Regions from separate parts of the Homo sapiens genome. Here all the other regions are linked to region 2. Evidence: read pairs that join two places in POLR2A ChIA-PET (ENCODE). Cell type or tissue: GM12878. All regions are shown on one strand. Each heading gives the region's core, and the rest is flanking DNA. Links, peaks and the distances in the headings are about the cores only.

Region 1 (8,997 bases), core at 998-8,997, 130 kb after region 2:
GAAGTCTGTCTGTGTATTCCTCAGGGGGCTTTCACAATCTCTTAGCATCTCTACAGATAAATTGCAATCCTTTCTGGACGTCAACAGTTGAGTTGTTGAGAATGGTCTGTATTCTCTCAGCAAATGTGGCAAAGAGAGCTGTACTGAAATGGAATTGCAGTCCTTGAATTCCCAACAGATTAGTGGGAAGAAGGAATTTTACATCTAAATTTTGGCAAATGTTCCCCAAAGTTCACTCCTTTATCTATTATGATGAACCATTCAAGAGAAGCATAGACTAGGCATATTAAAAGTGGGTGAGAATTTGGAGATTGTCAAGTATAACTCTCACTTTCAAATGGGGAAATTGAGGCTTTAGAATTTTAAATGGCCCACCCAAGCCCAAGGTCATAGTCTTTTAACTCCTAATGTTTTTCCTTCCAATCCACAACCAAGTGGCCTTTACTTTTTGCATTTGATTTTTATTCTCTCATTCCTTCTATTGCAATTCTCAAGAACAGAGCCCTGGATGGGGCACTTTGATTATCCCGTCTATATTCCCCAAAGTCATTTGAGGTCTAGGCTTTCTCTGCAGTCTTCCTCCATGGCCAAAGCATCCTGTATTTGCCACCTGATTCTATCCCCGAAAAAAACATTCTTTTGCCATCGGTAACTTGCAATGGGGGCTGCTCCTCAGATCAGCCACCCCTGGTCTAGGAGCCAGAAAATGTTCTCTATGTAAAGGATGGGGAATAATGGGGAGCCTGTTCTCCCCTGGAGGTTTCAAAGGCAACTTAATCACCAGCATCCTGCTGGGGATACATACCTTGGTCCCTGAGCTCAATTTTCCACCTGGTGTGCTGTGACCCATGACTTGCTGCTGCCATTGATCCTTTTAACCCTGGACAGGGCTCCTTGAGGACCCACTTGAGATAGGGAGTGGGTCTGGTAGTGCATCCTGAAGTCCTGCCAGGGGACAAGCACAATGAAAAACTCCTGACTGTGGGTCTGGAAGTGGCCTACACCTGTACATCTATTCAACAGCCAGCTGCTGAGACACTGCCCTCCTTCACAGATGGGGGCTCTGAGCTGCTGGACAACACTGCGTTCTGGATGTTCAAGGACAAAGTTGCAGCCAACAGTAGGGGTGTTCAGGATTATGGTTAGGGAAGCTGGGTGGGGGATCCTGGCTAGCACAACTCCCGACAGCAGCCCATGTCTGCCTCTTCACAATGAGATTCTTGTCTTCAGAATCTGTCTTGTTAGTGGTGTCCAAGCAGCCTCAAGGGTAACTATTAATACTCTAACAACACATGCACATTCTAGTCATTATTTTGAAATACTTAATGAAAAGCCAGTGGAGTGAACTCTAAATCAATTCACATTTTCCCCAAGACGTTTATTTCAGTATTCTTTTTGCCCTTCAAATCTTTGCTCCAATCCCATTTCCGTTGAAGACTTCCTGGATGACCTAGTAGAAAATGGCAGCACTCTTTGTCCACCTTCCTTGCTTTTTATTTCTCCATAGCATTTGCCATCTTCTAAGTTTACTTCTAAGTTTTCTCTTTATCCTGCTGATTCCCTGTCTTCCCCCACTAGAATGCAAACTCTTTTAGAGCAGAAATTTTTTTCTGTTTTGCTCACAGATATTGTCTCTATCTCTGCCTAGAACAGTGCCTGGCACAGGTCCACTCCCCAGGGATTTTCTTTCTGTGTTGATTTTATTTTCTTTGTTGATTGGCCTCCTCTGCTCCTCTGAAGTCCAGCAGGGCCTCTGTTGCCAAGGCTGCCCCCTTCAGTGTCAGCGCTTATTGTTGGAAATCAAGGATACAGATTTTACTTGTAAGGGGGTGTATTAGTCCATTTTCATGTTGCTGATAAAGACATACCCAAGACTGGGTAATTTATAAAGAAAAAGAGGTTTAATGGACTCACTGTTCCATGTGCCTGGGGAGGGCTCACAATCATGGCAGAAGGTGAAAGGCACATTTTACATGGTGGCAGACAAGAGCAAATGAGAGCCAAGCAAAAAGGGAAACCCCGTATAAAACCATCAGATCTTGTGAGACTTACTCACTACCATGAGAACAGTATGGGAGAAACTGCCCCCATGATTCAATCATCTCCTACTGGGTCTCTCCCACAACATGTGGGAATTATAGGAGCTACAATTCAAGATGAGATTTGGGTGGGGACACAGCCAAATCATATCGGGGGCATCCCTCACCATCTGTATTTTTGCTGACACTTTCTAGGACCTGCCATCACTGGCTTATTGCTTCCCCCAACCACCCCACACTTCATGAATCTTCTCTTTGCCTCCTCCTATTGGAAGCTGCTGGATCTCAGGTGCTTGCTGTGGGCAGCCCTTTAACTATTTTGGAGTCTGCAGATTATATGAATCACTGCAAATGGGGTACCTGGTTCCCCCACCCCCAACCACTTCCCCTGTTCTTTTGCTGTCTCAGCCTTTTTAGAGGGGAAGGGGCAGCACTGGGCCAATGAAGCCCCTGCCGTGGGCCCACGCCTCAGATCTCCCCTTGCCCCAGTGCTTTGGAAGGTCTCCCTTGAACTTTCTAAGTCCTTCTGAGGGCCTGGTACAGCTGGGACTGGCAGTGTTCCCCAAGCAGGATGCCCCAGCCCAGACGCAGACCCGTATGGACCCCAGTCTTTATTTCTCCCCTTTGAGATGACCTCTGACCCTCTACCGCAAACATGGAGTTAACCAGATATCCTGGGGAGCTCTGTAATTCACATCTATGGGGCTCTCTCAGAGACTGGTGGTTGGATCCCCATTTGAGGTGGGTGGCCTGGAAAGCAGTGTAGGCCCACCCAGGATTGGGCACCAGAATGCTGCTGACATGTTGATTGGGGCGACTCTCACATTGAACACAAGATGACTTCAGGGCATTGGCTACCGGCAGCTCATCGCTGACCCTTGGGCTTGAGCCACCAGTGTGGACCTATGCCCATCTGTGTTTTGACTGTGGTGCCACCTCTTGTCTATAACACCTGAGGGTGGCAGGTGTGCTGGCAGGTGTCCTTTACCCTGCGCCCGCCTGTGCTCCCAGCCTCGGGCACCCAGGGCAATAGCTGCCATTGCTGCATGCTCTGAGCCATGTGCCAGGCAGTCCTTCAAGGATGACTTTCAAAACTGAACACCAATGGGCCTTCCAATCAACGTCCTGTCTTGCCTCCCATGGTTACATGGTGCTCTGCCAGTCAGTATTAAGCTGTGCCTGATGGAGGAGGAATGTTTCTTGCAGGAGCGGGACTGCTCTTCCCTCTTTCTGCATTGACCCCTTGCCTACCCTTGTGTGGAAGGCAGGGGTTCAGTCAGAACCAAAAGTACTTCCATGGTAGGAATGCCGTGGTTACCACCTCAAGAGGCCAAGAGAAAACGCAGCTGGATGGTGGGTAGTTCTATGTTTCTACTATAAAATTCTGAATGGTAAACTTAACAGAATCGGAAAATGAATACTGTATGGGCTCACATTTCCCTGCCTCATCTGGGGAAGGCTTGCATTCATGAAGCACAGTAACAACCTTTGAGAGTCATGGGAAGCTAGGGTGGATGGATGATGTGGCGGCATGAGTAATAATTCAACCAGCATTACAAACATACTGTCAGGGAACTGCAGAGGCAAGAAGACCTACATCATTTAATGTGAGCAGGTTCTGAAGAGCTGCCTTGTGATTAATTACAACACTGCTGCTGTTTTCTTCTTGGTGAGAGACACAGTTAACCAAAAACAGCACACTGGACAATAAAATGCGTGAAGAGATGGCTCCTGGGTTTGAACAGGAAGAGGTGTTGCTTGGATGCTGCAAAGAATCCTCACAGGTAGCAGCTGGAAAATAAACAATACGCAAATGACTCTTCTGTACCAATTCTCGTTAATAACTCACTGAACCTCTCACATGGGTCCATCCATTTCAAAATCTTTTTTTTTTTTCGAGACAGGATTTCATTCTAACCTGGAGTGCAGGAGTGTAGTGGTGCAATCACAGCTCACTGTAACCTCCACTTCCAAGGCTTCAGTAATCCTCCTACCTTGGCCTCCTGAGTAGCTGGGACTACAGGCATGTACCACTGCTCCTAGCTAATTTTTGTATCTTTTTTGGTAGAGACAGGGTTTTTGCCATGTGACCCAGGCTGGTCTTAAACTGGGCCCAAGCAATCTGCCTGCCTAGGCCTCCTAAAGTGCTGAGATTACAGGCGTGAGCCACTGCGCCGGGCCACAAAACAATTTTTTTTTGAGATGGAGTCTTGCTCTATCACCCAGTCTCGAGTACAATGGCACAATCTTGGCTCACTGCAAACTCTGCCTCCCAGGTTCAAGCGATTCTCCTGCCTCAGCCTCCCAAGTAGCTGGGATTACAGGTGCACGCCATCACACTGGAACAATTTTTGTATTTTTAGTAGAGATGGGGTTTCTCCATGTTGGCCAGGTTAGTCTCAAACTCCTGACCTCCAGTGATCTGCCCACCTCGGCCTCCCAAAGTGCTGGGATCACAGGCGTGAGCTACCGCTCCCTGCCAAAACATATTTTTTAATCAAATTATTTTATAGACAGGGGCCCTGTGCTACACAGTCCTGAGAAGAAGAATATCTTGGCTTATGCAGCCAGAATGTGTATTGCTTCTGATTTTTTAGCTGCACAATGATTTGTTTCTGTTTCGGAGGAAGTCATTGGCAACAGGACAGTTTTTATCTTGAGTACTAATGGATGATGTGGTGAAATTCAGTGGTAAGATGGGTTGCTCTGACAGATTGGAACAGGCACATTCTAATACCACCATATTAAGTTTATTGGATGTTCCTCCTGTGGTGTTTATTAAAAATGGAAAGGAGATGAGGCCTTTATTATTTTAGGCCATGATGGGTTAAGGCACCACATTATTAGACTGTGTTCTCCCTGTGAAGAAAGTTAGATCTTTGGTCATGCCCAGGAACCTTCTAGACCTAAGGACTTTAAGTGTCTTTCCTGGCAGCAGTACCTTTGGCCCTGGGAAAAAACAGGCCAGAGAAAGCTGCTGAAAGAATCTGTGCAAGGTTAGCTCAGATATTCCATTAGGATCGATGTCTTTGATTCCTGGACTCACTACCCCTGAGCCCTCAACCTCTTTCTGGCTCTTTTATTTCAGGAAAAATGTTTCCATGATGCTGTCATTAACATCCTGGCCTTGTATACTTAACAGTACAAGGCACTAACCTTTCTTGAGGATTTATTATTTATTTATTTATTTAGAGACAAGGTCTCACTCTGTTGCCCAGGTTGGGTTGCAGTGGCATGACCATGGCTCACTTCAGCCTCCACCTCCTGGGCTAAAGCATTCCTCCCACTTCAGCCTCCCGCGTAGCTGGGACAACAGGCACGTGCCACCATGCTCTGCTCACATCTTAATTTTTTTGTAGAGACAGGATCTCATTATATTCCCCAGGCTGATCTTGAACTCCTGGGCTCAATTGATCCTCTCACCTCAGCTTCCCAAAGCATTGGGAATACAGACATGAGCCACCATGCTCAGCCCTTTTTGAGATTTCAAATGTGCCAGCCACTGTTCTAAGTCTGTCGTGATGTTATACTTGTTAAATCACATAGATCCAAGGGTTAAATGTTATCATTATTCCTATTAACAGATAAAGTCCCCAACCAGAAGTCAAGGTTTCATGGCTAGTAAGTGACAGAAATGCAAGATTGTGATGACAGAGCCTGTGTTTTTTTTTTTTCTTTTTTTGAGACGTAGTCTCGCTCTGTCGCCCAGGCTGGAGTGCAGTGGTGCTGTCTTGCTCACTGCAACCTCTGCCTCCTGGGTTCAAGTGATTTCCTGCCTCAGCCTCCCGAGTAGCTGGGATTACAGGTGTGCACCACCACACCTGGCTAATTTTTGTATTTTTAGTAGAGACGGGTTTTCACCATGTTGGCCAGGCTGGTCTTGAACTCCTGACCTCAGGTGATCCAACTGCCTCGGCCTCCCAAAGTACTGGGATTACAGGCTTGAGCCACCGTGCCCAGCCCAGAGTCTGCTTTCACAGATGGTCTGCTACACTGGTAGAGCCAGAGCTTGGTGACTGGAAGAATTAGTTTCTTTCCTATGTGTAGTAACATGGACATACTTGTTCCTGCTAGACCCTATTCTTGGATGGAGGTATCTCGTTGTGGAAGAGCAATTCTTATCATGACGTGTGTAATCCAAATGCTACCAATCCTTACCAGCCTGAGGCTACAAAGAAGGCACAACAGCATCAGTGACCCCAGTTCTTATTCTGGCTCCCACCTGCTGAAGCGGGGCCTCTCACCCTCCTGCAAACGTGCACACGAATATTTCCATTCGAACCTGAGATTCTCGCAGGTGCCGGACAGCTTCCTGTCAGCTCCTCTCCCCATGCTGCCGTAGTCTACTCCCCTCTAGCTCGCGGCAGCTACCCCTGGGCCCTTTGCAGGTCCTTGCAAGAGTCTCTCACTACTGACATTGCTGAATGAAGGTGCTTTCTCAATGGTGCTAACGACCATGCTAAGGGTGCTTTCTCCCAGTAATCCCAAATGCAACTATCCTTGTGACGAGGAGCCATGCCGAGTTCCACGGAGCTAGCAGTAGATTCGGTACTTCTCTCCTCAAAATTGTGTGTCAACCTCTCAGCATGCCAGTGCTGCAATGCTGGGATCCACCATCTCACCGAGTTGCTCACGAAATCCATTTCTTCAGCTCTCACTCCTCCCTCTGCGGGGGTTCCAAACCAGCCCAAGGGGGCAAGAAGGGTGACACAGCACCTCGTCCTTTCCACTGTCCCTATTCTGTCCCACCTCTCCTTTCCAACCCCCAAATAATCCTCCTTCCACCCACCTATGCATATCAATTCATGCACACAGACGGAGACGAGTAAAATTTACCCAAATAAAAGCCAAACTGTTACTCCCGGCTTGGGTACAGCTGGGACACCCTGATCCATGTTTTCTACAAATTAAATGGGAAAGTTTGTCTCCTAAGGCCGCCTGGGAGAGGTGGGAAATGAACTCCATTGTCAGAGCCTCGGAGAAAACATAGAGCCAACATCCTCCTTCACCCTTAAAAGCAGGTGGCTGGAGAAACTTTAATCTGAATCATTACAATAGATTAAAAACTGAAAAGATCGAATTTGGCTTTGAATTTTTTATTGTCTCAAAACTCAGCTTCAGACTGAAGAACAAAAACGACAAAAATGATATGAAGATCCTTAAAGAGGAAAAACCAAACCAAATCCAAAAAACAAAAATTAAAATACCAAGAGAAAAAGAACCCCAGCGGGAGGCAGCCATAATGCAACTTCCCGTTTTGCGGCGGGCATCTACCTTAAAGCAAGGGCCTGTCCATACCTACAGACGCCCAGCACTGGGGTAGAAGCAGTTTCACTTCATTGGTTGCTTCCCACGGGGCCTTCTCACTGTGGAAAGCAGAAGTTCATGGGATTAAAATAAATCTCATTGTGTATGCAAGAGTAACGCTGCCGGCAGAGCGCCTCTTCCTGTGACTCCACACTTCTTCAATTCTAAGCTTGGTTCTTTCCACCCAGACTTTTTTTTTTTTTTTGAGATGGAGTCTCACTCTGTCGCCAGGCTGGAGTGCAGTGGCACGATCTCGGCTCACTGCAACCTCCGCCTCCCGTGTTCAAGCGATTCTCCTGCCTCAGCTTCCCAAGTAGCTGGGACTACAGGCATGCACCACCACACCCACCTAATTTTTTATTTTTAGTAGAGACAGGTTTCACCATGTTGGTCAGGATGGTCTTGATCTTCTGACCTCGTAATCCGCCCGCCTCGGCCTCCCAAAGTGCTGGGATTACAGGCGTGAGTCACCGCACCCGACCTCCACCCCGACTTTCTAGGCACTCTCTCAGGAACCCTGACTTTGGTTTTGGGGGAAGCCATGAAGCACTTGCTGAAGCATCGGGTCACTTCATGTGTTGTAAATTCTGTAACAAAATCTGGAAGGAGCCCTTGTGTCAGGGAAAGAACCTACTGGGAAGGTCTGGTCTTCTCCACAACTCATCTTGACCGGGGCACCTGCTACCTTGAATCAGTCGTCTCCGAGGGCAGAACCGCAAATCTCATGGGATTGGAATGGAAAGAGAAAGCTGCCTTGGTTTTCTTTGGTTGTTTCTGATTTTTCTTTTTTCTTGCTCTTCATCACCTCCTAAAGGCACAGAAAGGGGCCATTTTTCTGGTCTTCTTAATTCTCACTCCTGTCCCTAATTAGAAACAACAGCAGAGAATTGCTGAAAGCTATATTCCAGCTAAAACCAGGCTGCAGCGTTCGCATCACCTGAGAGACGTCAGACATGCAGAATTTCAGGCTCCATCCCAGGCCTACTGATTCAGAAGCTGCATTTTAGCAAGATCCTGGCTGGATTTTATGCACAGTAAAGTTTGAGAAAGAAGGCTTTAAAAATGAACTGAGCAATACAATCCTTTTTTTTTTTTTGCACGGGGGGAGGTGTTCAATAGCAGAGTAGGGTGACTCTAGTTAACAACAATGTATTGTATATTTCAAAGTAGCTAGAAGAGAGAACATGAAATGTTCCCAGCACGTAGAAATGATACTCAGGGTAATGGAGACTCCAAATACCCTGACTTGATCATTACACATTTGATGCATATAACAAAATAGCACATGTACTCCATAAATATGTAAACTATCATATATCATTAAAAAAAATAAACTGAAGGCCTTAAAAAGGAATAAAATAATGGCATTTGCAGCAACCTGAATGGAATTGGAGACCATTATTCTAGGTGAAGTGACTCAGGAATGGACAATCAAACATCGCATGTTCTCACTTATAAATGGGAGCTAAGCTATGAGGCCACAAAGGCATAAGAATGATACAATGGACTTTGGGACCTCGGGGGAAAGGGTGGGAGCGGGGGGGTGAGGGATAATAGACTACAAATTGGGTACAGCGTACACTGGTTGGGTTATGAGGGCACCAAAATTTCAGAAACGACCGCTAAAGAACTTATGCGTGTAACCAAACAC
Region 2 (10,376 bases), core at 947-8,946:
GCTCGCCCATTGAATTTACTATCCAGCATCTTCTTAGGTGTCCTTTTGTAATCTGATCTTTGCATACGTGCAGATTTGGTTCCAGTGGACTGTGCTCCAAGGCCTCTAGGTTTTGTTACTTGGTTCAAATATAACCAGTAGATGGTGCTGACATTACTACTTAAAAAGCGGGATATTATTTTTCATGGCACAGTGACCATGTGACTGGCACAATGCTCATGATGGCCTACAGGAATTTACCTCTCTAGGCTCTTCTGGATCAATGATTACTCAGAGCCAGATGCGAACCATCACAATTTATAAATTGTTGTGAGAGTAACAAGATGCAGTATTTATTATCTGCATGGTGGCTCAGACACAGAGAAACTTTAAGAGCAACCCCAAACACAAGCACAGGCCGCAGATTAAGACAATGACGTCGGATCAAGTCAAAAGGGACCTGCTGTGAAAAATCACACCCTGCTTTTTTTTTTTTTTTTTTTTTTTTTTGAGACATACTCTCATTCTATTGCCCAGGCTGGAGTGCAGGGGCGTAATCTCTGTTCACTGCAACCTCCACCTCCTGGGTTCAAGCAATTCTCCTGTCTCAGCCTCCCATGTAGCTGGGACTACAGGCACCCACCACCACGTCCAGCTAATTTTTGTATTTTTAGTAGAGATGGGTTTTCACCATGTTGGCCAGGCTGGTCTTGAACTCCTGACCTCAAATGATCCATCCACCTCGGCCTCCCAAAGTGCCGGGATTACAGGCGTGAGCCACCATGCCTGGCCACATCCCACTTTTTAAGCAGTAAAGTCAGCGCCATCTACTGGTTACATGTGAACCAGGTGACAAAACCCGGAGGCCTTGGAGCACCATCCACTGGAACCAAAGCTGCATGTGTGCAAAGGTCAGATTATAGCAAGACACCTAAGAAGGTGCTGGATAGTAAATTCAATGGGAGAGCTGTCAGTTCATGGACAGAAAACCTTGGGAGGGTCCAACAAAGCCCAAAGTCAAATGAGGTACAGACACTGAATGAGAAACAACAGCAAATGGTCTGACCAACCAGGGCTAGAGCAGTTACAGGGAGATGCACCTTTAAGTGTGCACAGAGAGCACCTATAGCTGCTACCACAGAGCAGATGATTTCTGTGTTTACTGTGGCAGGAACTTATATTTAAAAGTTTAATGAAAGAGTAAGTCCTCCATCTATACTAGAACCCTCGAACCACCAATTCATTATAAACCAGAGTGGTTTGGATGCGGTTAAAACTGGAAACATCCAGGACACATGACTGTTTTATGATATAAACCACGAGAAGAGCTGTATAATTTTAGTGACCATATTATTTACTTTTTCATGACTTATTCCAATTAAAACAATCTTTTAGAACCTCCTTTTTAGTTTTTGGCTTAGAAAGCATGTCACTTCTAAGTGCCACCAGTGGCAAGATCCTTTTGATAGCCACTAAGTTCAAACATTTTTCCAAGGACAGAGGATGCCTGCAGGTGCTTGTCCTCACCCTTGTGAAGAGATAGCATCCTGTTCAGAAAACAAAACAGGCGCCTCTACTTGAATTTAGTTAAATTTGTCATCTGCATATGTGGTACTCAAGGCATAGCCATCCCCTTAATAAGCAATAGAGAAAATCTGCTCTCCAGGCTTACCAGAGAGGTCAACATTTATTTGGCCATTGCTACTTCTTCCCAGAGCCTTCCTGAGCAAACTGATATTTGACAGAGATGGAATTAGAGGAATGCAATCTATCCATTCTTCCAGGCAGCCTAAGCTCTGTCAAGTTAGATATCTGGCCCTTAACACTGTGGTCATGGTCCACTGGGGTGGGGCAAAAGGCCTGAAGACCTTCCTGGTTTTAGGAGTAACAGTGAAGTGGACCAATTCATGGCCTATCGCAAGGTCCTCATGGCCATGGACTGCACCTTAGAATACCTGAAGTGGATGATGTGAAAACTCTGTTACCTGTGGCTTCCCCTATCTTCTTATCTTCCACCTTCAAGATGAAATGCCTTTGCTAAATTATCTTAGACATATTGATGTTATACCTTCAGTTCTCATGAAGAGAGAATATAAGAAATGGTAACATGAAGAATATCATGACAAATTTGCACTCAGGAAGACACTACACTGTCCATCATATTTTCTCTTTGTATAAGAACAAATACAGGAAATTTCTTTAAAAATTTAAAACCAGAAAAATATATTTATTTAAATTAAAATTTTGTTTTCAAAGAGAAATAAATAATGTACTGGCAGCCAAGAAGCTCAGAGTTGAGGTCAATACTCAATTACAAAAACTCTATTAGCCATGGGATGTATAAAATATGTATCCTCCCTACCAGCACATTGTTTTCTCCTTATATTGTAATATCCTGCTAATGAAATGCCTTTTATCAAGATATCTCAAATCCTTTTTGGGAGTAGATGCGTTGTGCACTAAAAAAATTCAAGTGGGACGATAAACACGAAGCTTTAAGAATATATTATACTTTAAAAGACCATATAATATAGTGGCTAAAAGCCATACTACTTGGCTTTTAAATTGCAACCCAGACATTCCTGACTTTGGTCAAGGTCTTAGTCTCTCTCTGATTAGCTTCCTTACCTGTAAAGTGCAGCAAACAACAGTTCCTCCATATAGGGTTATTTTGAGGAACAAATGTATTGGAGGAATAAATGAAGCACTTAGAATAGTAAGCACTAAACATGGTTTGCTCACGGGCTAATGTTAAACTCTATTAGTATACAGTACGATCAAAACGTCCTATCCTATTAGGCTTTGGTACTTTGTCTATTCCAATGCAACATACAATGCTTACCTACTGTGGCAGATGCTGACGACAGCAGAGATTTGCCCCAGGATCCCCAGCCTGCCCATCCTCCTCCACTTGGAGGGGAATCCACAGCCTGGAGAAAAACAAATTAGCCACAGGTCAGAAATTCAGTATATCTCTGAATGGAAAAACACCTATTGGTTTGAAACAAAGAGGAGGTTTGGAAAAGAATCACCAACAACCGTATCTAATTGGCTTATAGTTTATAAGGGTCATAAAAGAATATCCCAAACCACACTGCAATGTGTACTTTGGAACCAAATTGATTAGTGCTGATGTTGGCTTCTGAAGGCTTGGTTTGAAGTGAGAAGGGAGTTTGATGTTAACTGAGCCTCGATTCTCTCTTATTATTTAGAAGACAGGGAAAAGGCTGCATGGGAAAAAGATACGCATGAGGGCACAAGAGGGATTTGAAAAAGTTCAAAATGATCTGGACCCAGGCAATTCTTACAGGGCTTAAAAAATGTGCTCTTCAAGGTAGAGTTAACTTTTAAACTCTGGGGCAGTAGGCAGGTGCTTTGGCATGGATGATGGGCAAAGTGTCTAAAAAGCGTCAATACACCTGGCGATGGATGGGCAGTAGTGACAGGAAGGCTTGCAAGGTAGAAACCTTTGATTCAAGGTGCCCTGCTTCACTCATAGTGACTCCTATAACACAGGGATAAGACTGTCCCTGACCTCAGTGGATTCCAATTCGTTTGCCTAGGTTTTTGGAATTGGAACTGAGAGACTGTGGTTCAGTGTGAACTGTGTGCATGAACAGAAGTTGAAAACTCAGGCTATGTGGATGACCCTGTTATATCCACCACGCAGACTAAGAATTAAGAGAAGGCAGAGTGAGCAGAATGGAGACTGGCTTAGAGCTGCTGTTTGGATTCCTGACAGCTTCTCAGTCCCTGGTTTCTGTCCCTCTGAAGGCCCTGCTGCTTTCTGATCTTTGGGTTCTATGAGATTCTCTCATATTCTTGTTCATTTTTTTAAATGTTTTATTCACTGATATACTCTCAGAGCTTAGAAGAGTGCTTGGAATATAATGAATGCTTAATAAATATTTGTTGAATAAATGGCTGAAACTCATCCATTTTCTCAGGTATGCGTGTTTCTGTTACTTGCAACCAATGAGTCCTAACTCAAGTAGGGAACCACAGCTTTCTCTTTCTATCTGGGAACACATTCTAGAAAACAAGGCAAGAATAAATATTCTATGAGTTACCTGTATGGAGAATCATAGCTCTTTTTTACTCAAAAGAGAAGAAGGAAGGAAGGAAAGAAGGAAGGGCGGGCAGAAAGAAAGTAAGGAGGCAGTGGAAAATTCCTACAGAGTTTGTAGATTCCATAACTTTTGACTCACAGCTGGTCCATTAGTCATCCCCAACTCCCAACTCCCTTGCTGTTTTTTTTTGTTTTTTTTTTTGAGACGGAGTCTTGCTCTGTCACCAGGCTGGAGTGCAGTGGTGCGATCTCAGCTCACTGCAAGCTCCACCTCCCGGGTTCACGCCATTCTCCTGCCTCAGCCTCCCAAGTAGCTGAGACTACAGTTGCGCACCACCACGCCTGGCTGATTTTTTCTATTTTAGTAGAGACGAGGTTTCACCATTTTGGCCAGGATGGTCTTGATCTCTTGACCTCATGATCCGCCCCCTTGGCCTCCCAAAGTGCTAGGAATACAGGTGTGAGCCACCATGCCCAGCCTCCCTTGTTATTTTCTACCCTTGCAGATAAGGATGGCCATATGAAACAGTTTTCAACCAATGAGATATATAAATGGAAAAGTTTTTGCTTTCATGATACATTATAGTTACAGCGAGTGCCCACTCTTTCCCCTTCTCTTTTTTCTGCCCTGAATGTGGACCTGAAGCTTCAAATTGAAGCAGTCATTTTTGCTGCCTCAAGGGAAAGGCCAAGGAGTCTCAGTCACTGGTCCTGGCTCCGCTGAGCTACTAAACCAACATAAGTAGCTGCCTATCTCCATTCTTTGTATTAAGTGAGAGAAAAAAAATCACTATTTTGTGAACTACTATATGTTGGATTTTAGTTACTTTGACTCAAAAGCATTCCTAACTGATTCAAATGCCACCCATCAGTGTAGAGTACTGGTTGAGACTGAGTTATGGAAGTTAAATTGCTTGGGTTTGACTCCAGGCTCTACTGTTTTGGACAACAAGTTACTCAAATTGTTTTAAGCCTTCATTTCCTCATTATAAAATGCAAACAATAGTGGCATAAGAGCCATAAGTATAGGAACCAATAACCTCACCGGTTCGTGAAGATCAAAAGAAATAATTCATATAATGTTGCGAGCATAGTGCCTGGCATATAAGAAGTACTCCAAAAGTGTGAGCTAGAAATAATAAGAAGAAACTATGCTTTTAAGACTAAGAAGCAAAAAGCTTTGAAAGTTAGCTGTCATTTTTTTTTTCTTTCTGTCTGGAAACAATGAGAAGCTTGTTAACATGAATGGAAATATTCATGACTCATCACTGCCTGCTTTCATTTTTGGTGTCTACATTGATTTACTTCACTTCAGCAATGGAATCCAGTAGCAATTTTACACCATTATGAAGACAGATGGAAATCAGTGATTAATATCATTCTTTCACAGGACAAATCACTACCTATGATTAGGAAGAGTTAATACAATTAGAGGTGACAGCTTCTGACTCAAATTTATAATATTTATTATGTTCTGACAGCTGGTAATTGACTAGCAAATGGAAATAAATGTTAAATGAGTCTAGAACTTTTTGCTGTATAATAAGTGACTACTTCAATTGCTTTATTAATAAAGTCCTTTGACATTGAGCTGTGACTTCTTGATCAGCTATAAATATGTTATCAAATGGTAAATATTCAAATGATTAAATACACATATTTAATATAAAAAATGTTAAGCATGAATTATAAATATATCTCATCATGAATATGGTCTCCACTTTAAATGGACTTAATGTCACACAATTAGGAGATGCTACAACAGGCAGCATGGAGCTGCTCAGATTGCCTATTACCAATAGAGGGATTTAAAGACGTTTTTCTCACCCTTCCCCCATAACTCCCACCTCCTTCCATAGACAACTTCACATCCTAATACATAGAGGAAAAAAAGCCATCAGATGAGAACTCTCTCAGCTTCCTGCCTGCTCCCCATAACTCTTATAACAGCAAATTAGATTTGGCTTAATCAAAAGGGATATTCAAAACTCAACTGGAAATCATTTAAACATCTAAACCTTTGTGTGGTACTAAGAAAGAATGTAGGATTCCATCAAGTTCACAGTTCTTTTTTCTTTTTAGGAGACAGAGTCTCGCTCTGTTGCCCAAGCTGGAGTGTGTGGTATGATAATAGCTCACTACATCCTCCAACTCCTGGGCTTAAGTGATCTTCCTGCCTCAGCCTCCCAAGTAGCTGAGATTACAGGCATGCACCACCACACTTAGGTAATTTTTAAAAATTATTTTTTGTAGAGACAGGATCTCACTATGTTGCCCAGGCTGGTCTTGATCTCATGGCCTCAAGTGATCCTTCTATCTTGGTCTCTCGAAGTGCTAGGATTACGGGTGACTGCACCTGGCCCAAGTTCAACGTTCTTTAAATAGGAAAGACATTTTCATATCTAGTATCCCATTTAAAGGTCTTTATCATTAAATAGAAAATGCATTTATTTTAAGCTATCAAGTTTAAAGGTATTATTAGATAGAAAAAAGTAAAATCCCAGAACTCCATCAAATTCAAAGGCCTTTATCATTTAGATGGAAAACATATGTACTTATCTTAAAGCTGAAGGAGCAACTTGGTTCTTCTATTTCCTTGAGCAGATCAAGAATCAGGTGCTGCGTATAACTTGTATCCAGGGATGTGGGCAATGAAACCTGTGAGTTTTGTAACTCATAGGGTGATCAACACTTTTTAATTTTTGTAACTCATGACATAGCTACGCTAAAAAGGGGGTCAGTATGACAGCTGGGAGGATGAAAATTGCTCTGGAGTCTGAAACTCTTGTCAAAATATCTGATTGAAAATGGCCTCAGTTATTTCCAGCTAATTTTCTTCCTTGGTAAGTATGCATCATTCAACTTTGGGAAGATTTAAAAATTAAACATAGAAAGGTTGAAAGCATGGAAGATACGCTATTCATATTTTTGGGCATATTTGTTCTTTTCTGTACTACTAATGTTGAAGGAATCTGACCTATTAGAGTGACAGTTTTTGAAAATCAATCAAAAATGAATAATTGAATTATTAGACTTCTGATTTTAAGCTGAAATCATCCCAAGTTTCCGCACATTATTAAGAGTCTTTAAGTCAACTCTGTAAATTTATTTTAGTAGCTTTATAACAATTATTAAGTACTTAGCAAGGTTTTGTATAAGTAGATAATTCAGGTACTTTAAAAGGAAGTAGAATATATTATAAATGCAGTTTAAAGTATTTAAACGTGTGTAACTTGGTAAAAAGGACCAAATCAAACATTAACCAAAAGTACCTTGAAAGTGACTGTTTGATTTTGCTGGACTTCTAAACAGTGAGATTTGTGAGATTCACGTGAAGCCTAAGGATTGGGTTTTTCAGTTTGTCATCTTCATAGATGGAACACGAATTGTTTAAACCCAATTAAACATTTGAGTAGTTCTTTTTATGCACAAAATATACACAGGCCTACACCAAAAACCCATCTAAACACAAATTAAGTACACTACCCTGCGATTCACAATTACTTCCTCCCTCTCATTATTATGGAAATGCACCTTCCTCTTAGGTACCATAGCACCTCCACCTACACATCTCCCGATCTGGTTAGGTTGGTTTTACTCTCTCCTAGCTTTTCGGCCTTTTTCTATGCAAGCTGCTTCCCTGTACAGGCTACATTCCTTTTTTTTTTTTTTTTTTGAGACGGAGTCTCGCTCTGTCTCCCAGGCTGGAGTGCAGTGGTGTGATTTTGGTTCACTGCAGCCTCCACCTCCTGGGCTCAAGCGATTCTCCTGCCTCAGCCTTCTGAGTAGCTGGGATTACAGGCACCCACCACCATGCCCGGCTAATTTTTGTATTTTTAGTGGAGACAGGGTTTCACCTTGTTGGCCAGGCTGGTCTTGAACTCCTGACCTCAGGTGATCTGCCCGCCTCGGCCTCCCAAAGTGCTGGAATTACAGGTGTGAGCCACTGTGCCCGGCCCAGGCTACATTTCTATACATGCTTTCTATATAGGTTACATTTAATCATGCACATGATTCCTCTATCTTAAAGCCAACAAATGAAAATCACGACATGAACAAAATGTGTCTTTCAAACTTATCTGGTGTCTGCTCCACATCTTTCTTCTTTGTCTCTTAAAAAAGGTGCTTATAGTGGCCGGGCACCATAGCTCACACCTGTAAACCCAGCACTTTGGGAGGCCAAGGTGGGCAAATCACCTGAGGTCAGGAGTTTGAGACCAGCCTGGCCAAAAAGGTGAAACCCCGTCTCTACTAAAAATACAAAAATTAGCCGGGTGTGGTGGCGCATGCTGTAATCCCGGCTACTCGGGAGGCTGAGGCAGGAGAATCGCTTAAACCCAGGAGGCGGAGGTTGCAGTGAGCTGAGATCGTGCCACTGCACTCCAGCCTGGGAGGCAGAGTGAGACTCTGTCTCAAAAAAAAAAAAAAAAAGGTGCTTATCTTCTGTATTCACCTCCCTTGTCCATCCTCCCTCCACAGCAAGACTCCTGTGCCACTACTTCATGAAATCGTTCTCATCAAGGTCAAGTGGCTTCCTGTTGTCAAAGCCACGGACTCATTTTAGTCTTTTTATTACTTACTTGACCTCTCGGTAGCATCCAAAGCTCACCCACTTTTACATCTGCCTTAGAGTGTTCTATTCTGATGGCCTATCTTCTGACTCTCACTTTTTTTCCTTTTTACCATCTTTTAGTATGATTTCAGTTATTTACATTAGAATGCTTCTACATGCATATTGTGACATTATGGGTGCTTCTCAAATTAACCTACAATCCAAGTGCTGTCAGCATTCCAATAAAATATGCACAGTCCAGGGTGGTCAGCCAGCATTCTAATCAGGAAAGCCATACTCTGGAGGCAGCTATTTATAGAGGTTCTATTATCTGTATCTGGTAACATCTGATGCTTTACCAATTACCACACCTAACTGCAAAAATGGGTTTTAATTGGTACACATGGTGGACTATTTACTAGCATTCTCAATATCTGAAAGGGGTTCTAGATGGTAAAAATAAAGGTATTCAAGGAGCTGGCTTCGGTGGCACACTCCTATAATCTCAGCACTTTGGGAGGCCGAGGCAGGAGGATCACTTGAGGCCAGGAGTTCAAGACCAGCCTGGGCAACATGGCAAGATCTGGTCTCTACAGAAAAATTAAAAAATTAGCCAGGCGTGGTGGCATGCACATGTAGTCCTATCTATTTGGTAAGGTGAAGCAAGAGGATCACTTGAATGCAAGAGTTCAAGACTGCAGTGAGCTATGATCTTGCTACTTCACTCCAGCCTGGGCAACAGAGAGAGAGAGAGACTATTTTTTTAAAACAGGACGGGGCCGGGCTTTGTGGCTCATGTCTGTAATTCCAGCACTTTGGGAGGTCGTGATGGGTGGATCACCTGAGGTCAGGAGTTCAAGACCAGCCTGGCTAACATGGTGAAACCTGGTCTCTACTTAAAATACAAAAATTAGCTTGGCATGGTGGCAGATGCCGGTAGTCCCAGCTACTCTGGAGGCTGAGGCAAGAGAATCACTTGAATCTGGGAGGCAGAGGTTGCAGTGAGCCGAGATCATGCCACTGCACTCCAGCCTGGCGATAGAGGGAGACCCTATCTCAAATAAATAAATAAATATAAATAAAAATTTTTAAAAGTATTCAAGATGTGTAAATAGTTAAGTATATTTTCTGCTCCTCCCAGTTTTATATGAATAGGGTGTTACAAAGGATTTTGCCCTGTGTAAATGGTCTTCCATCCATCTTTCAACTCTGGGGAATTCTGGTGACTTGATGCCAGCTATCAGGGAAGAAACCTTAGCTCTGAAATCCAGACAGTTGCCTTGAGTAAACCTTTCATTCAAGATGGTGATCAAAGCACCTAAACAATGGGATGTTCTCAAGCCTACATGAGAAAGAGTTCTCATACACCATTTTCAACTCTCTTGTTAATTACCGTTTCATTTAAAAATGTCAGTGTGGTACAATGTGATCTGAAACTTGATTTCGCTTATAGAATGTGGTAGTGGTGAGATTGTACTATAAATTCTTTGCTAGCTACCATAATCTATTTAAAAAGCAAAACAAAACCCTAAGAGCTGTGCCCAACCAAACTGGCTTAGAGACAGAAACCTTCCAGGGCTGAGGGCTTGGCCTCTGTTGTTATTTATATGTTAACACCTGAGCCATCTTACCCACTTCCATTACTGAAATAACCACATAGGTGCTGATAGCCTCTGAATCACCTATCTCTCCAGACCATTTTAACCAACTGTCCACAAAGTATCTTCACTTGGATGTTGCATGGCATATTTAATACTGAACTCAGGCCGGTGCGGT
Region 3 (10,376 bases), core at 759-8,758, 71 kb after region 2:
CGCTTTTGTTTTGAGGGTCAGGCATCTTCCCTGCCGTCGTTTCTGGGAGGTTGAAAAATTGATCCAGAAAGACCTAAAACAAAAAACAAAGAAAAACAAAAAAGCGAAAAGGAGGCAAAACAAAACAAAAATCCATACAAATAAAGTATCTCCTCCATCCATGTTTGCACTATTCCTTCTCATTCCCCCGTCCAATGCCACAATTTGGTAAGTTTGCCTCAACACGTTTTCAGTTCTTAACACTGTGATAAGAATAAACAATAGATCCCGTAGTAAGATGACCTGTTAAAAGGAATGGGGCATGGCAGAGATGAGTTTGGATGAGGAAAGGTGTCAGTCCGTTTGGGCTGCTCTAACTAAGTTCTGAGATGTGTGTTAGGTAATTTTGACTTTGGTTGAACATCATAGAGTGCACTCACACAGACATAGATGACATAGCTTACTACACACCTAGGCTTATGGTATAGCCTGTTGCTTCTAGGTGATTGTAACACAATGCTTAGTATTTGTGTATCCAAACATATCTAAACATAGCAAGGGTATGGTAAAAATATGGTAAAGAAGATAAAAAATGGTACACCTGTATAGGGCACTGATGTGGGTTGGCTGTGTCCCCACCCAAATCTCATCTTGAATTCCCACGTGTTGTGGGAGGGACCCAGTGGGAGGTGATTGCATCATGGGGGCGGGTCTTTTCCTGTGCTGTTCTCCTGTTAGCGAATGGGTCTCATGAAATCTGATGGTTCTTTAAGGGGGAGTTTCCCTGCACAAGTTCTCTCTCTTCCCTGCTGACATGTAAGATGTGACTTGCTCCTCCTTGCCTTCTGCCATGATTGTGAGGCTTCCCCAGCTCTGTGGAACTGTAGGTCCAATAAACCTCTTTCTTTTGTGAATTGCACAGTCTCAGATACGTCTTTATCAGCAGCATGAAAATGAACGAATACAGGCACTTACCATAAATGGAGCTTGCAGGATTGGAAGTTGCTCTGGGTGAGTCAGTGAGTGAGTGAGGGGTGAGTGAATGTGAAGGCCTAGGACATTACCATATCCTACTGTGGACTTTACCATGTCCCACTGTGGACTTTATAAGTCCCATTGTACATATAGGCCACACAAAAATTATTAAATTTGTTTTCTTTCTTTAGTAAGAAAAATTATTAAAATTGTTTTCTTTCTTTAGTAAGAAGTCAACCTTAGCTTATTGTAATGTTTTTACTTTATCAACTTTTTGCCTTAAATTTTTTTTTGGCTCTTTAGCAATAACACTTAGCTTAAAACACACATTCTACAGCTATATAAAAATATTTTCCTTCTTTACATCTTTATTTTGTTTTTTCTATTTTTAAAATATTTTATTTTTATTTTTCACTTTTTAAACTTTTCTGTTAAAAACTGAGACACACACACAGACACACACACACTAGCCTAGGCCTACTCATAGGGTCATTATCAATATCACTGTCTTCTACTTCTACCTCTTGTTCCATTGGAAGGTCTTTAGGGGCAATAACATGCATGAAGCCATCATCTCCTGTAACAACAATGCCTTCTTCTGGAAAACCTCCTGAAGGACCTGCTTGAGGATTTTTATAGTTAGCTTTTAAAAAAATAAGTAGGAGCACACTCTAAAATAATGATTAAAATTATAGTCTACTAGATACAGAAACCGGTAACATAGTTGCTTATTATCATTATCAAGTATTATGAACTGTACATAATTGTATGTGCTGTGCTTTTATATGACTGTCAGTGTCGTATGTTTGTTTACAGCAGCATCACCACAAACATGTGAGTAATACATTGCACTGCAATGTTACTAGGCCATAGGAATTTTTCATCTCCATTATTATCTTATAGGGCCATGACTGTTGAGTGAAATATTGTTATGCACTGCATGACTGTACCACAAATTGAGTAGCTTATAAACAATGGAAATTTATGGCTTATAGTTCTGGAGGCTGTAATGTCCAGGGTCAGGCTGCTGACAGATTTGGTGCCTGGCGAGGGCCCACTTTCTGGTTCATAGATGGCTTGTCTTTTCACTGTATCCTCACCTGGGGGAGGGCACTAATGCCATTCATGAAGGCTCCACATTCATGACCTAATTGTCTCCCAACATCTCCAACTCTTAATACAGCTCTTTCTCCGTATCCACAGGGGATTGGTTCCAGGAGCCCTGTAGATTCCAAAGTCTGTGAATGCTCAAGTCCCTTATGTAAAATGGCATACTTCCAACCTGAGCATCATAGTGAGACCCCACCTCCTCAAAAAAAATACATGCCTGGCGGCACATGCCTGTAGTCCCAACTACTCAGGAGGCTGAGGTGGGAGGATTGTTTGAGCCCAGGAATTCCAGGCTGCAGTGAGCTATGATCATGCCGTTGCACTATAGCCTGGGCAACAGAGCAAGACACTGACTCTGAAAAAAAAAGTGTACTATTTACATATAACCTATGTACATCCTCTCATATACTTAAATCATCTCTAGATTTCTTACAATACCTAATACAATGTAAATGTTATGTAAATGTTATGTAGTTGTTAAACTGTATGGTCTTTTATTTTTATTATTTTGTATTATTATATTGTTATTATTTATTTATTCATTTATTGAATATTTTCAATCCATGGTTGTTTGAATCTATGGATGTGGAACCCATGGATATGAAGGGCTGATTGTATTATCCCCTTGGGGGTTAGGATTTCACCATAGGAATTTTGAGGGGCACACAAACATCCAGACCATAGCAAAAGAGATAAGAAACCTAGGTTAGTGACCAGGGAGGGCTGCTAGGATGAGCCTTGATGAAAGATCTTTCATCAGGAGGATCCTGGGCATGTGGCTGGGAAGGGTCCTGGGCATGTGGCTGGGAAGACCCTTCAAAGGGGAGGGCACAGTGGGTGCAAAGTTGGAAGTGAAAGAATACCATGAGCGAAGAAAGCATCAAATTGGCAGTGTTGCTGGATGTGTTAGTTTCCTGTGGCTACCAAAACAAATTACCACAAACTGGGTGGCTTAAAACAACAGAAATATATTTCTCCCAGTTCAGGAAGGCAGAAGTCAGAAATCAAGGTTGGCAGGGTTGTTCCTTCCAGAGGCTGTCAGGGAGAAATCATCCCTTTCCTCTCTCCTAGCTTCTGGTAGTTGCTGGCAAACCTTGGCGTCCCTTGGTTTGCAGATGCATCAGCTGCTTCTTAGAATGCCCTGGAGGACATGCCCCAGTAGTTAGCAGCTTTCTATAGAATGTGGTACATAATACTTCTTTGTCTTTAGTTTTGGACCCAAGTCATAAGAAAAGTTCCAGTCAACACCCTATTACGTAATCAGTAGAACCAACAGATGAGAAGAGAAACCAAAATTATTGGTAGGCTATTGACATACATGGCAGATGCGCAATCTAAAAAAATGTATCCCAAATTTGGGTTAAATAATCAATAATCTGTGCCTGTGTCTTCACATGGTGTTCTCCTCCAAGTCTCTGTCTTTTTTTTCCTGTCTCTTACAAGGACACTCTAGTTGGATTTAGGAGCCTCCTTAATCTGATGCCATCACATCTTGGTCCTTAACTTAATTAGATCTACAAAGACTCTTTTTTCAATGAGGTCACATTCTGAGATTTCAGAATAAATCTGAAATAAATGGACATAAATGTTTGGAGGTTGGGTGGAGGACACTATTCAACCCAGTCCTCTGGAGTTGGCATGACCAGCTCTGATGCCCTGGAGACTCAGTTGAGTGTGGCAGCAGAAAAGAAATGTTATCCTGGAAAGAGTGAAGACTCTAAAAGAAGCTGCTTGGAAAGTCAGAGGTACAAAGAAAGGAGTAATAGGCAAAGAGAATAGAGTGGATGGGTGTAAGAGCACAGGAAAGAGACAGTGGATGGAGACCCGGGATATAAACGGTGAGAGTGTGGGAGTTTTAAAGAGAATGAGACCACAAATATGGGGAAAGGAGGAGGTATTTCTGTCTAGGTTTCTGGGGACTGGTTTGATTAGAAAGGAATGAGACTAAACTACAGGGAGTAAAAGACCTGAGGGGATTTCTAAAACCACAGGGACTTTCTGAGAGTTTCAATTACGGTTAGTTTATGAGGAATCTCAACATCATCTAGTCCAAATGTGAAGTAGTGTTTATTTTTCTCAGTCATTCCATCAACTGGATTCTGAAATTCCCCTCTTGTCACTCCTTAGTGATATCTTGAGCAGATTTAATACTTCTGCAGTCCTTTTGAGATACTGATACTCCAATCTAGTTTAAAATTCTAAATCTCCATCTTCATCTAAAACTCATCTTCTTTCTGCATGTCACAGGCTAGGTCTGTAGCTCAACCTTGGCATATATTTTGGAGGTAGGCATGGTTTATCTGAGATACACTCTTCTTGCCCCTCCCTCTCCCAGATCTAGCTCCCTGAAGTGGAGATCAAGGATGAGTGGTAAGAAGGCAGATATCCTTTTCTATAATTGTGTCGATTAAGGTACAGTCTAAGCTGCAGGACTGGGAGACCTCAAATACAGAGGCTTAAATAAGATTGAGGTTTATTTCTTTCTCATATAATAGAAAAAAGTATAGCTAAGAGGTCTAGAATAGGTAAGCTGTCTCTATTCCACAAAATCATTCAAGGGCTCAGGATGACCAGATGTCTCTGTTTCCTATAGCTCTGGTCTTATCCTATGGCCTCCATTCTCCCTTGCATGGAGCCACAGGAGCTGATGAAGCCCTCCTGTGCCTTTTTGTGTGTGTGTGGCCCATGGGATGCTGAGGTGGAGATACACCCCCTTTCCCAGGTACCTGATACCACAGTCTCTAATTGCCAGTTGGCAAGGGTTGGTCCAATGGAAATCTCCAACAGAGTAGACACCAGTCGCTCTACTAATTTACACTCCTGAACCCCCAGGGGGCACGTGTAATGTTCTCTAATACTGCTCAGATGGGCAGGGGGATCAACCTCAGAGGGTGATCCTACACATTGCTGCATCAAAACAAGAATCCTCTTGAGGAAAGAAATGCCTGATCTGCCTGTCCCGTGTCTAAGAGTAATTTTACTGTTATTTCCCCTTCACTTGGCTTGAGAAAGAGATGTCATCTCTTGCATAGGGAGAAGAGCTTGCAGGCTTACATCATTAACACTCATCTCCTGGTGCTGCTGACTCTCTTGTCACCCTCCCCAGCATTCTCAGGTGAATGGGGGAAGGTAGGGTGAGGCGATGCTGTGGACAGTGCTATCTGGTTCTACTGCTTCTTAGAATGCCCCGGGGGACATGCTTCAGTTGCTAGCAGCTTTGTATAGAATGTGGTACATAATACTTCTTTGTCTTCAGTTTTGGACCCAAGTCATAGGACAAGTTCCAGTCAACACCTTATTATGTAATCAGTACAACCAACAGATGAGAAGAGAAACCACATTGTTGATAGGCTATTGAATTATATGGCAGATGAGCAATCTAAAAAAAGTATCCTAAATTTGGGTTAAATAATTAATAAAAAAGACATTTCATCTATAGTAATAGAAAAAAAGGCAAAGAATAGTGGTATGGGTTTATGTCTATTGGTTCAAAAAGTCCACTTTATAGAATATATATTAAAAAAATAATTGTTCAGCCAGGCACAGTGGCTCATGCCTGTATTCCCAGCACTTTGGGAGGTCGAGGTGGGTGGATCACCTGAGGTCGGGAGTTCGAGACCAGCCCGACCAACATGGAGAAAACCTGTCTCTACTAAAAATACAAAATTAGCCGGGCGTGGTGGTGCGTGCCTGTAATCCTAGCTATTCAGGAAGCTGAGGCAGGAGAATCTCTTGAACCTGGGAGGTGGAGGTTGTGGTGAGCCGAGATCATGCCATTGCACTCCAGCTTGGGGAGCAAGAGCGAAACTCCATCTCAAAAAAAATAAATAAATAAAAATAAAAGTAATTGTTCATACACATCCCAAGGAAACATTGCTGCTTATTGCAGAATTGTTTCTAATTGTGAAAATTGGAAGCAATTTAAATGTCCAACAACAGAAGATTGGTAAAATGCATTATAAACTAAAATATTAAAAATTGCATTATAAATAAAAAGGAATATTATCCAGCCAATAATCATGAAATTGTAAATGGATAATTACTGACATGAAAAGATATTTATGATCGATTATAGGTTAAGAAAAGCATATTACAAACAGTATACGTAGTATGATGCTATGTGTGTGTGCATGCACTTGGGCATGTGTAAGTAGATAAATTGTTATAAATTTTCTGAACCACAATTTGCAGTAGGAGCCAAGAATCTAAAGAATGTTAACATATAGAGAAAAATGACTGCATGGTTGCTCTAAAAATGATATTGGTGTGATTCTATTTGGTGAGATTACTGCTTATTCAAATATTTTAAAATTTATTTATATTTCCTGATTTTCCTACAGTAAACATTTATTACTTGGATAATTGAAAATTAAAAAAACTAAAAAAATACATTTGCGAAGAACAGATACACGTATATCTATCTTATCTTGTTATGGAGAAAAACTTTCTAAATCTAAAACCAGGGTAGCCATGGTGTGCTGGAGCTTGCTTGCACAGATTTGTTAAATCTGATTCTAAAGTATTCAGGGCCAGGCACGGTGGCTTACACTTGTAATCCCACCACTTTGGGAGGCGAAGGCGGGTGGATCACTTGAGGTCAAGAGTTTGAGACTAGCCTGACCAACATGGTGAAACCCCATCTCTACTAAAAATACAAAATTAGCCAGGCATGGTGGCACATGCCTGCAATCCCAGCTACTAGGGAGGTTGAGGCAGGAAAATCACTTGAACCTGGGAGGCAAAGGTTGTAGTGAACTGTGATCATGACATTGCACTCCAGCCTGGGCAACAAGAGCGAAACTCCATTTCAAAAAATAAAATTAAATATAAATAAATACATAAATAAAAATAAAATATTCAAGAGCTTTGCCAAAAAATTAGTTGGTAGCTAGCCCTCAGCAATAGCGGGAATACTGACACTGCAGATATCAGCAAATGCTACAAATCAGACTTTTCTTTTGAAACTGCTTTACCAGCACACATCTGAAAGACAGTAATAGCAAAGAAAAGGGGAACTTACTTGTTTATATAAAAATGAATGTGGGGCCTGGTGAGAAGTAATTAGATCATGGGGGAGGAGTTCTCATGAATGGGTTGACATCATTGCCTTAGTGCTGTTCTCGTGATAGTGAGTGAATGAGTTATTGTAAGATCTGGTTGTTTAAAAGTATGTAGCACCTCCCCACACTCTCTCTTGCTTCTGTTCCTGCTGTGGAAGACACCTTGCTCCCCCTTTGCCTTCCATCATGATTGAAAGCTCTGTGAGGACTCTCCAGAAACAGAAGCCACTATGCTTTCTGTACAGCCTGTGGAACTGTGAGCCAATTAAATCCCTTTTCTTTATAAATTAGTTAGTCTCAGGTATTTCTTTATAGCAGTGCAAGAATGAACTAATACAGAAAATTGGTACTGAGGAAGGGGGCATTGCTATAAAAATGCCTGAAAATGTGGAAGCAGCTTCGGAATTGGGTAACAGGCAGGGGTTAGAAGAGTGTGGAGGGCTCAGAAATAGACAGGAAGATGAAGAAAAATTTGGAAATTCCTGGAGACTTGTTAAATTGTTTTGACCAAAATGCTGATAGTGACAGGGACAATGAAGTCCAGGCTGAGGAGGTCTCATATAGAAATGAGGAACTTACTAGGAACTGGAGCAAAGGTCACTTTTGTTAAGTGTTAGCAAAGAACTTGGAAACATTGAGTCCCTACCCTAGGAATCTGTGGAACTTTGAACTTGAGAGAGACCATTTAGGGTATCTGGCAGAATGAATTTCTAAGCAGCAAAGCGTTCAACTTGTGGCCTGGCAGCTTCTAACAACCTATACTCCTATGTGTGAGCAAAGAAATGACCTGAAACTTGAACTTATATTTAAAAGGAAAGCAGAGTGTAAAGGTTTGGAAAATTTGCATCCTGGCCATATGGTAGAAAAGAAAAGCCCATTTTCAGGAGAGGAATTAAGCAGGCTGCAGAAATTTTCATAACTAAAAGAAAGGCAAATGCTGATAGCCAAGAAATGGGGAGGTGGCTTCAAAGGCATTTCAGAGACCTTAGAGGCAGCCACTTCCATCACAAGCCTAAGGAGGCTTAGGAAGGAAGAATGGTTTCCTGGACCAGACCCAGGGACACTGCTCCTCACATCCCAGCCACTCTAGCTCCAACAATGGCTCAAAGTGGCCCAGGTACAGCTCAGGCCACTGCTTCGGAGAGTGTAAGCTATAAGCCTTGGCAGCTTCCACGTGGTGTTAAGCCTTCAGGTGTGCAGAGTGCAAGAGTTGAGGCTTGGAAACCTCCACCTAGATTTCAGAAGAAGTATGTAAAAGCCTGGATGTCCAGGCAGAAGCCTGCTGCAGGGCCAGAGCCCTCATGGAGAACCTCTACTAGGGCAGTGTGGAGGGGAAATGTGGGGTTGGAGCCACCACACAGAGTCCCCACTGTGGCACTGCCTAGATGAGCTGTCAGAAGAGGGCCACTGTCCTCAAGACCCCAGAATAGTAGACCCACTGGCAACTTGCACCTTGTGCCTGGAAAAGCTGCAGGCAGTCAACACCAGCTCTTGAGAGCAACTGTGGGGACTGAACCCTGCAAAGCCACAGAGGAGGAGCTGCCCAATGCTTTGGGAGCCCACCTCTTGCACCAGTGTACCTTGGATGTGAGGCATGGAGTCAAGGGAGATTATTTTGGAGCTTTAAGATTTAATGACTGCCCTGCTGGGTTTCAGACTAGCATGGGGCCTGTAGCCCCTTTCTTTTGGCTGATTTCTCCCTTTTGGAACAGTTGTATTTACCTAGTGCCTGTACCCTTGCTGTTTAAGAGTAACTAACTTGCTTATGGTTTTACAGGCTCATAGGTGGAAGGGACTTGCCTTGTCTCAGCTGAGACTTTGGACTTCTTTTGAATTAATGCTGGAATGAGATAAGACTTTGGGGGACTGTTGAGAAGGGATGATTGTATTTTGCAATATGAGAAGGACATGAAATTTGGAGGGGCTGGGGGTGGAATGATATAATTTGTATCTCTGTCCCCACTAAATCTCATGTCCAGTTATAATCCCCCATGTTGGAGGTGGGACCAAGTGGGAGGTGATTGGATGGGGGTAGAGTTCTCATGAGTGGGTTAGCATCATCTTCTTGGTGATGTTCTCATGTTAGTGAGTAAGTGAGTTATCATATTATGAGATCTGGTTGTTTGAACGCATGTAGCCCTTCCTCTCTCTCTCTCTCTTGTTCCTGCTCCAGCCATGTTCCTGCTCTCTTGTTCACTTTTCACCACGATTGTAAGTTTCCTGAGACCTCGCCAGAATCAGAAGCCACTGTGTTTCCTGTACAGCTTGCAGAACTGTGAGCCAATTAAACCTCATTCCTTTATAAATTACCTAGTCTCAGGTATTTTTTTCATCAGTGCAAGAATGGACTATTACACAATTAAATAGTAAAAAACAGAACCCTGAAAGAAAAATAGGTAAATGACATGAACAGGTAATTCACTAAAGAGATACATATTGCCAATAATAAAAAAAAAATAAAACAATAATGAGATGTCACTCTACATCTATAAAATTGACAGCTCTCTATAATGTTATTTTTGTGGAGGATGTGTAGAATGTCTACCCCAGCACACTCTTGGAGCGCAGGTAAAGTGGAACAAACTTTATGGAGAGCACTTGGTGCTATGTAACATGACAATGCTCATGTCCTTCAACCTAGTCATTCTTTCCCAGAAATTTATCCTAAAGCAATAGTAAAAGATTCAGACCACGACTGTGTACAAAGGTGCTTATAACATTTTGTGAAATGCAAAGGGCAAATCTCTGCTCAGACAGAGCTGAGGGTGGCTGGTCATGACCTAATATTTACTCAGGTACTGATATATCAGTGGCAATTTCAAAAATTTGACTGGAAAACTTTAGATCATTAAGGGAGAATTTATTAAAAGGTAAATGTAAATGTGATGACATTTCTCATTCCCAACACGTTTACAGGGTGCAGTTTTGAAGTTCTAGGATCAGGTGGGTAAGAGAAACTATAGGATTGTGTAGGGGCAGTAGGGAGGAAAAGAGGGAAAGGAAGATCACTATTCTGCACAATTGATGTGAGTGCTAACCTCACTGCAAGAAGCACCTCACAAATTATGACACTGTGCCCACAGCATTTGTTTCCTTCCTTATTGATTAAGAAACCATACTATCTACTCCTTCATGATAAAAACACCCAACAAGCTAGGAATAAAAGAGGACTTTCTCAACTGATAAAAAGCATCTATGGAAAAACTCACAGTTAACATTGTACTTAATGGTAAAACATATACTTAAAGCTTT

What was found. Peaks named below come from ENCODE experiments on the same cell type or tissue, not always from the same donor. Only the 100,000 strongest peaks of a DNase experiment are listed, where the experiment ranks them.
Region 1: POLR2A ChIA-PET joins it to region 2 with 9 read pairs; 2 of 35 experiments call an interaction of 5 or more read pairs at or near these places.
Region 3: POLR2A ChIA-PET joins it to region 2 with 5 read pairs; 2 of 35 experiments call an interaction of 5 or more read pairs at or near these places.

The regions. Positions count from the first base shown.
Region 1 is chr4:38,760,167-38,769,163 of GRCh38, reverse strand. No RefSeq gene overlaps it. Among named protein-coding and RNA genes, the nearest start is that of TLR10, 18 kb to the left of the region's middle. RefSeq lists enhancers at 4,631-4,700, 7,337-7,646, 7,747-7,796, 7,847-8,016, 8,037-8,186. In GM12878, for the core only: CTCF peaks have their summits at 7,381 and 8,158; DNase peaks (open chromatin) are centred at 6,310, 6,483, 7,403 and 8,073; H3K4me3 peaks cover 2,872 bases; H3K27ac peaks cover 4,355 bases.
Region 2 is chr4:38,884,276-38,894,651 of GRCh38, reverse strand. It overlaps FAM114A1 (family with sequence similarity 114 member A1), which reads right to left. Exons shown (of 15, transcript NM_138389.4): 4 at 2,822-2,909. Among named protein-coding and RNA genes, the nearest start is that of MIR574, 21 kb to the right of the region's middle. RefSeq lists enhancers at 3,540-3,709, 9,769-9,938. In GM12878, for the core only: no CTCF peak of the experiment used is centred there; a DNase peak (open chromatin) is centred at 5,311; H3K27ac peaks cover 710 bases.
Region 3 is chr4:38,813,414-38,823,789 of GRCh38, reverse strand. TLR6 (toll like receptor 6) reads left to right here. Exons shown (of 2, transcript NM_006068.5): 2 at 1-893. It overlaps LOC124900695 (a long non-coding RNA gene), which reads left to right and starts at 7,254. Exons shown (of 2, transcript XR_007058101.1): 1 at 7,254-7,380; 2 at 9,298-9,433. RefSeq lists enhancers at 1-53, 4,058-4,177, 5,223-5,332, 5,353-5,402. In GM12878, for the core only: no CTCF peak of the experiment used is centred there; DNase peaks (open chromatin) are centred at 3,259, 4,049, 5,199 and 7,169; H3K4me3 peaks cover 1,121 bases; H3K27ac peaks cover 4,666 bases.